3 separate regions of the Homo sapiens genome follow, and regions 1 and 2 are each linked to region 3. A link is a contact called in ENCODE Hi-C or POLR2A ChIA-PET data. All regions are on one chromosome and are shown on one strand. Each heading gives the region's core, a stretch centred on a gene start or an enhancer-like site at or near the end of the contact. The rest is flanking DNA. Distances are from core to core; before and after follow the strand shown.

Region 1 (2,700 bases), core at 194-2,693, 1.4 Mb before region 3:
AAGCCTTTTGAGGAGAAGTGGCAAGGTCTCTATATTTGCCTTTTTAAAAATCCCTCTTGTAGCAACCTGGCGTGCTAATTTTGAAGTTTACCTGGCACTGAGTTTCTCTTTGGCTCTCTCCCCTCTCCACAGCCCCTTCCGGTCCTTTATTCACCTCTCACCTGCATAGCAAGCCCTGGAACCTGGAACTCCCTCCCAGTTCTCACGCTTGCTGGGGAAGATAACTGGGTCTAATGGCGCTATTGACAAAGCCTGGTGTTGATGCCGCTTGACTTCCCGACCCCTGTGTGGATTCTTTCAGCTTCAAAAACGCCCTTGGAAGTGGTTTTACTGTAAATATTTGAAGTGTGCGTGTGGGGGAGGGGTGAGACCTGGATGCTCACTCCGTGCCTCGCTCACTCACGGGAAGCCCTTTCCTCTCCACTTCCCAGGAGGCCCCGGCAGCACGAGAGACATAGCCTTTCCCCGCTCCTGCCCGGGGACTGGCCGGGGGTCGCAGCGGCAGGGCTTCCGAAGGATGCCGGGCCCCACGGGTTTTTCAGGGCCGAGGTGTGTGGGCCTTGACTCCCGCAAGCCCATGGGCATCCCTCGGCAGCGAGGAAGAGCCTTGTCACCGAGGACCCGCTCCACTGAGCAGGCACGTGGGCGACGTCTGCAAGCCGACTTGGGTTCTGCAGGCCAGAGCGCCCAGATCTACCGTCTCCGCCTTGACTGGGGCAGGGGCTCCCAGAGAGGATTCGTGGAGGCCAAACTCACACTCACATGCGCGTTTACACCCCCACACCCCCGCACACACACCTGAAAATGCGGGGCCTTCCCATAGCAGATAAGGTTCGACCTGCAGAGCTTTGGCCACGGGGACAAAACCCTCCCCTGCTGCGCCCTGGAGGCCCGAGAGCAGGGAGGGCTTGGGAAACACCACGGTCTTCAGTGCGCTGCCGTCGCCTCGCAGAGCGGCCAGGTCTGCGCAGCGTGGGCGCTCAGGAGCGTGGAACCACCGCGCTCCGCAAGGCAGACGTGGACCCACTCCAGCGCCGACAAGGAGGCCGGAGAGGACGCGCGCAGCTGGCTCCAGGGACCAACCAAGTCCGGAGGGGCCCACGTGTCTCGGGAGCGGGTCTTGGGCCGCCGCGGGGCTCTCCAGGGGCCCGGGGGTTGCCAGTGCCCGCCGTCCGGCTCCGCACCCAGGGGAGGGCGGGCAGAGGCCCCAGGTTGAGCCTCGGAGTATCCACTCCCCGTTGGTGTCCCCGCCCGCCAGCGCCGCGCAACAGCCCGGGCTGCTTAGGACCTCGCGGCGCGGGGGCGGGGCGGCGGGCGGCCGGGACGGTGACAGGTGCGCCCCTCGGCCAATGGCGGAGCCCGCGGCCCTCCCCGGGCCCCCGCTGCGCGCGCCAATCGGAAGCCGCGCTGAGCTTCAAGTGCGCGGAGGGGCGCGGGTCCCCACCACGGCGGCAGCGGCCTCCGCGCGGTCGCCTGAGGGCTGCAGCGCAAAGAACCGGGCTCCCGGGCCCGGACGCGGGGAAGCACTCGCGTGGGAGTTTGTGCGAGCGCGGCCCGGGGCGGGGCCCGCACGGAGGAGGCGCCGGGACCATGGTCACCCTCGGCTGAGTTTCCGGCGGCGACTTTGATTATTGGCAAATAACCACCATAACAATACCGAGCCCCCGGGCTTGCACCGCACGCACTGACTCCGCGAGCCCGCACACGGCCGCGTCGCCCGCCACCGGGCCCTGAGCGCCAGCCCCAAACGAGCCGATGGAAAAATCCAAAAATTTCCGCATCGACGCCCTGCTGGCGGTGGACCCCCCACGAGCCGCCTCTGCGCAGAGCGCGCCGCTGGCCTTGGTCACGTCGCTCGCCGCCGCCGCATCTGGCACCGGAGGTGGCGGCGGCGGCGGCGGGGCGAGCGGCGGGACTAGCGGCAGCTGCAGCCCCGCGTCCTCGGAGCCGCCGGCTGCGCCCGCCGACCGCCTGCGCGCCGAGAGCCCGTCGCCGCCGCGCCTGCTGGCCGCGCACTGCGCGCTGCTGCCCAAGCCGGGCTTCCTGGGCGCGGGCGGCGGCGGCGGCGGCACGGGCGGCGGGCACGGGGGGCCCCACCACCACGCGCATCCGGGCGCAGCGGCCGCTGCCGCCGCCGCCGCCGCCGCCGCCGCCGCTGGGGGCCTGGCGCTGGGGCTGCACCCTGGGGGCGCGCAGGGCGGCGCGGGCCTCCCGGCGCAGGCGGCGCTCTACGGCCACCCGGTCTACGGCTACTCCGCGGCGGCGGCGGCGGCTGCGCTGGCGGGCCAGCACCCGGCGCTCTCCTACTCGTACCCGCAGGTGCAAGGCGCGCACCCCGCGCACCCCGCCGACCCCATCAAGCTGGGCGCCGGCACCTTCCAGCTGGACCAGTGGCTGCGCGCGTCCACCGCGGGCATGATCCTGCCTAAGATGCCCGACTTCAACTGTGAGTACCCTGCGGCCCCCGTGGATGCGCGTGGCGGGAGGGCCTCGCGCATCCTCCACCGGCACCGCCTGCCCCTCTCTGCGCTTGGCTCCCAGCGAGCGGGGGAAGAGCTGCGAAGCCGCCTCGGCTCTGCCCGGGGCCTGCGAGGACTCGCCCGGACCCCCAGGCATGAGACGGGCAGCGAATTATTAAAATGGCCATGCGCAGGCCTTGCCTTCTCTTCCTCTCTTAACGGGAAGGGGCAGTTGGAGGTG
Region 2 (2,700 bases), core at 201-2,700, 1.1 Mb before region 3:
GTACACCCATGTTCATAGCAGCATTATTCACAATACCTAAATGGTGGAAGCAATCCAACTGTGTATGATGAATAATGAGTAAACCACACGTGATATATCCATACAATGAAGTATTATTCAGCCCTAAAGAAGGAAATTATGACACATGCTACAACGTGGATGAACCTTGCTAAGTTAAACAGTCCAGTCACAAAAGGACAAATTCTATATGATTCTCCTTAAATGAGATACCTATAGCATTGTCAAAGTTGTAGAAACAGAAAGTAGCATAGTGGTTGCCAGGGATTGTGTATTGGGGGGGAAGTTATTGTTTAATGGGTACAGAGTTTCAGTTGGTGAATATGAAAAGCATTCTGGAGATGGGTGGTGGTGATGGTACCATAACAGTGTGAATGTAGTAATGCCACTGAACTGTACACTTAAAAATGGTTACGATGGTGAACTTTATGTTATGCATATTTCACCACAATTTTAAAAAACGCAAATGGATGATAAACATGGCAGTGTTTTGTGGTTACCTGTGGGTAGGTTGGTGCAGAAGGTTGACTTGGTTGGGAGGATGGTCATGGTAATGTTTGTTCTAGTTGGGTAGTATATCCATGGGTATTTAATAGACATGTAAAGCTAAATAGTAAACTTTTATTTTAAAATAGAAAGGGAAAAGGGTGATTTGTATCCCTTGATGATCAGCTCACATTAGCTAAACAGAGGCTGATACATAAAACCAAATGCCAACTTGCTGATTTTCAATGGAAAAATATATAAATATATTAATAAAATACTAATATGTATGTATGCATCTGCACTGATACCTGCCCACCCAAAGTAGCTATTATTTATTGAGAGATGCAGGAAATGTGGAAACCTGGGAGAGAAGGGCCCAAAGGAGCTAACGGGGGACTAGTCTGGAGTGAGAGCAGGAAGCCGGAAGCTTTCATGTACATCTTTCCTATTTTGTTCACTGTCATAAAGGATCTTCTGTGGTGTTTTGGAATTTCTAGTGCTTTTTGTGTAAAGTATTATTTGCCACATAAGCAATATGATGTTATTACCTAAATTGTCACGTGGCATTGCTTTTTATTATATTTTAAAACTTAATATCTTTTATGTTTCACTGTAATAATAAGTAATAATGCTAATGATCTTTCTTTTGTTGTATCTTTGTTGGAGTTTGTGCCTGAGTGTTTCATGAAATGAAAGTGGATATTGGCTAAGATGGTCTTCTGCATTACAGGTTTCTTACAAGACTGAGCATTTGACCTTAGTATGAGCTTGCTTTTATGGAACTGAAAACTAACGTTCCAGTAAAAGAAGCTTTTAGGTCCTTTACTAAAATCATAGGTTTGTCTTGTTTCTTTTAAGCATTCTCCCCCACTTCCTCATTTCCATGTGGTGTTGTCTTTTGTGACTTATTTCTGTCACTGGGGAGGTGGGGGTGAAGGGTGGAGGTGAAGGGTAGGGGTGGAAAGCACAGGGCCCTGAGGGCTGACAGACCTGAATTGAAAGTGAATTCTGGCATGCAGGCAAATTATTTCACTTTTGAGTGTGAACTTTGTTATGTGTAATCAAATTTACCTTTTAATATATTGCAAAGATTCAGTAAGCACGTATAAAGCAACTAGTAGGAGCTCTGCAAGTGTTAGTTCTCATTTCTTCTTTTCTATGAATTTTGAACTGAAGAATTATTAGAACAAAAATAGAAGAAAAGAGCCTTACTAGTGAACCAGTGAATTATTTGATGTGATTTGGTGTACTAAGAAATATTTTTTTCCCAAATTCAGAATTATGTGTAAAAATTTTGATATCTAGTTACCATAGTCTTTTTATAATTCAGTTCTTTCATTTACATATTGAAAACATGTATTAATTCATTTGTAATCTGGAGGATTTTTATTTGTCTAATATCATGGGGAATTTCTGCCTACAAATTTTAATGCAATGGAGATGTTAATTCAATGAACTGGCAATGTTGGTGTTTTTATTTTAGCTTACCCCAAGCACTTTCTTTTTGTCCAGCTTTAACAGCTTGAGCATCTTATAGTTTTAATTTTTTCATCTTGTATAGACCACATTAAGTATATTTGTGTATAAAATAGACTGCATAGCATATTAATATTAAAAAACATTTCACTGTTTTACTATAGACCTTAACAAAGCTTTTCACAAAGCCGTTTTCTCTGACGTGAGACCAAAGCTTTTTCGTGTATGCTCTTAATGATTACTTGGGAGCAAAGGGAGAAATGTTTGACACTCTCTAGAGATGCTTATTTGTAGTTTTTTCATGGCTTAAAATAAAATAATTAATACCTGCTTTTATTTTCTGTTCTTTATTAGTACTTCTACCGATCTTCCCCTGATGACTGTGTATATGTTTGGTGCAATCTTGATGCCATGCTGAGCAAACCTTATTTTAATGTTACTGAGAGACCCTTTTTGTTAAGTGAAAACAATAGCTTGATATTTATTTTAAATGTTCTGTGAATGTAGAAGTTTTCCCAGGCTTCCTAATGGGTAGAGACATAGTGTATGAAGTGGTTTTTACATCCCTTACAGGAGGGCAAGATGTCCAGGCAAAACCTTGTTTAAATGTTCATCACCATAGAAACATGACAGCTTCTCCATAGAGCTTTTGTAAGTACATTGTAATTTTCACTTCATTGATGTGAATTAAATGTATAATTGACCAGCACAAAAATTCCA
Region 3 (2,700 bases), core at 24-2,523:
TTTTAAAACCCCCAGTGATATGTAATTTTACCTGAAAGTAATTTACCTACAATTTTTTAGAGATAGGTGTTTCATCAATACTGTTTATGCTTGCAAACAAGAAAAACTATCCAAAGGAACTGACTCAGTATCTAAACCTTTTGTGTCACGTTTTCACTTTTGGAAGACGCACATAAAACACTAACAGGTTATTAGACAACAAATAAGTTAATTTAAAACAGGGATTTATTGAGACTTTCTCAAGAAATCTCACTTTCCAAACTGGCCTACTGTCGCACATTCCTTCACACAGGTGAATCTTTTCGTTATGTTTTTGTAATGGGCTTCAAATCAATCTAAATCTGTCAGGATGGCCCCACAATCTTAAACACCCACCCTACAGCGACCTGCCCCGCTCTCCCTAAGTGACACTGTCTCGGGGGGTGGGGGGGGCGCTCTCCTACCCATAGGACACCAGGCCGGCTTCGGCACTTAATGCCCGCCAACGCCAGAGATGGGCCTGACACTTAGGCAGCCTTGCAAAGTAGAGGACACACAGAAGTTCACAGGTAAGTACGATCTGCACAGCGGAGAGGAGGAGCGAGAAAGGGAGAATGACAATAGCGAGGGAAGGCGAGGGAGAAAACGGAATAGGCCGAACACAAAGAGAGTCGGAGCCGGGGAGAGCCTCGTCCTCTCCTAAGCGGGGAGGCCCCCCGGCCTACACCCCCGCCCACCGCGGCGCGGTCCTGGCCCCCAGAGTCCGGCTGCCTCACGTACCTCCGGCGCCTGCTCCTCCGCTCGCTCCCAGGGCGGCCGCCATGGCACTCGCGGGGCCCGGCCTTCAGCCTCCCCCACCAAGCCAGCTGGTGGGCCGACGTGCCTGGTCCGGGCCCGGGTACGGGTGACGGAGGACAGAGAAGGGAGGGGGCTGCAGGAGGCAGAGGCGAAGCCGGGCGCTTCGCGGTCCACAGCTGGCCCTTCGCCTCCGCAGGAAGAAAACAACAAACTACCGCAACATGGCCGCGCGCCCGCGCCCGCCGCGGTGCACCCTGGGATGATGGAGGCCGGGAGGCGGGCGGGCGCCGGGGCCTGCCCCCGCCGAGGCCGCAGCAGCCCTGAGGCCGCCGCCGTGTTTCGGGCGGTGGGCGTGCAACGCAAACACGCGGCAGTCACCTCCGCCCGGCTCCTGAAACCCAAATGTTTGAAGCAGGGCGGGGACGACTGCTGGCCATAGGTCGATTCCGGGTTCAGTCGTAAGGCGCTTTGCAGCAGTCGGCAAAGCGAAGCTTTACGGCAGCCCGTCTCCCGTTAGGAGCCGGGGAGGCAAGGTCCAGCGTACGGTCCGGGGGAACCTTAACTGTCGTTTCTGTGCCTGGACAGTAGGTTGGAGAGTGGGGTCTGAATGAGCTACAGTAGTGAACGCCGACGGCTTGTGTTGAGGGCAGGAAAGGGTGCACACAGCTCCGGCAGGTGCTTCCGCGAGGTGAGATGAGTGCCGCGCGCGCCGGGCTAACGTGCACGCGCACTCGTGCGGCGCCCGCGAGCCCTCACTTCCTACAACCCGAGACCCTCCGGACCCGCGACCCCGGACCCCCGTCCCCTTCTCCGCGCCCGGCTGGGCAGCGGGCAGCGCCGGACCCTGATGGGCTCTCGGCCCTTACTGCCCCTGCGCCTTGCGGCCCTGAGAACAAGACGTGAGCAGGACGGATAGCGCCCGGCACTCATGTCTGAGTTTGCATTTTGAGCAGTGAGAAAGGTTAAGAAACGAAATCCTCATACTTGACATAAAGGAAAGGGTGCTGGGTGGTCAGACAGCTGTGGACGAAAGGGCTCAGGGGTTTTGGGGTGTGGGGCCCGGGAAGGCGCATCTGAGTGGTCGCAGTCGGGGAAGGGGGTTGATTAAGTACACACCGGCTGTAAACATTGATTCCATATCGGTCAATGTGGGGCTTAGGTGAGGCGTTCTGACCCAGCAATGAAACTGGAAAGGTAGGCAGGGGCCAGGATTCCGGACTTTGGGACGTTTTTCTGAGTCTATGGGGTCTATTGAAAGATTTTAGAAACAATTTACATGGTAAGATTTGTATTTTAGAAAGGTGACTGATACAACAACGTAGAGGACCCTGCAATGTGGAGAGGCATGAAACTGGAGGTCCAGTGCCGTGAGTTAACAATCAAGACGTCCATACAGGAGATGCATTGGTGGATGGGTGAAGAGATGATAAAACGGTACGTATAATAAAATGCTGGCCGGGCGCGGTGGCTCACGCCTGTAATCCCACCACTTTGGGAGGCTGAGGTGGGTGGATCACGAGGTCAGGAGTTTGAGACCAGCCTGACCAACATGGTGAAACCCCGTCTCTACTAAAAATACAAAAATTAGTTGGGCGTGGTGGCACGCGCCTGTAATCCCAGCTACTCAGGAGGCTGAGGCAGGAGAATTGCTTGAATCGAGGAGGCGGAGGTTGCAGTGAGCCGAGATTGCGCCACGGCAATCCAGCCTGGGTGACAGAGCGAGATTCTGTCTCAAAAAAAAACAAAAAAATTATTCAACTGTGAGAACTCACTCCCCAAAAAAAATGTTTTGCAAGCAACTCATTGAAAAATGGTCTCTATTAAAAAGCACGTTAATACATCCATATTTAAATGGCTTGAACTCTTTATCACCTTTCATTATTTTTTGAACTGTGGAGGATGGCATGCCTAACTCAGAAAATA

Evidence for each region. Hi-C counts contacts between places; a loop is a spot of excess contacts on that map. ChIA-PET counts read pairs that join two places held with the same protein, here RNA polymerase II (POLR2A). Pooled maps may share reads with other maps.
Region 1: a pooled map shows a loop between it and region 3 (5-fold over the local background). The contact joins the promoter of MNX1 here to the promoter of RBM33-DT in region 3. A Hi-C loop is called at or near these places in 2 of 37 single-sample maps with no recorded cell type and 4 of 50 pooled maps. POLR2A ChIA-PET finds 5 or more read pairs at or near these places in 1 of 52 experiments (activated T-cell).
Region 2: a map with no recorded cell type shows a loop between it and region 3 (5-fold over the local background). The contact joins the enhancer-like site here to the promoter of RBM33-DT in region 3. A Hi-C loop is called at or near these places in 3 of 37 single-sample maps with no recorded cell type and 6 of 50 pooled maps. POLR2A ChIA-PET finds 5 or more read pairs at or near these places in 1 of 52 experiments (GM12878).

The regions. Positions count from the first base shown.
Region 1 is chr7:157,009,406-157,012,105 of GRCh38, reverse strand. MNX1 (motor neuron and pancreas homeobox 1) reads left to right here and starts at 1,443. Exons shown (of 3, transcript NM_005515.4): 1 at 1,443-2,446. The coding sequence starts at 1,756. It overlaps MNX1-AS1 (MNX1 antisense RNA 1 (head to head)), which reads right to left and starts at 1,249. Exons shown (of 2, transcript NR_038835.1): 1 at 799-1,249. RefSeq lists silencers at 1,032-1,641, 2,152-2,221, 2,232-2,281.
Region 2 is chr7:156,779,586-156,782,285 of GRCh38, reverse strand. The region is part of intron 5 of LMBR1 (limb development membrane protein 1); the gene reads left to right. Among named protein-coding and RNA genes, the nearest start is that of LMBR1, 110 kb to the left of the region's middle. Within about 2 kb of position 1,450, at least 3 of the 41 ENCODE cell types and tissues checked have a DNase peak (open chromatin) inside an H3K27ac peak, as active enhancers do; they include GM12878, where a contact is called at or near this core.
Region 3 is chr7:155,642,979-155,645,678 of GRCh38, reverse strand. It overlaps RBM33-DT (RBM33 divergent transcript), which reads left to right and starts at 1,273. Exons shown (of 3, transcript NR_126344.1): 1 at 1,273-1,465; 2 at 2,075-2,211. RBM33 (RNA binding motif protein 33) reads right to left here and starts at 1,018. Exons shown (of 18, transcript NM_053043.3): 1 at 760-1,018. The coding sequence starts at 802. RefSeq lists a silencer at 691-1,200 and an enhancer at 1,125-2,079.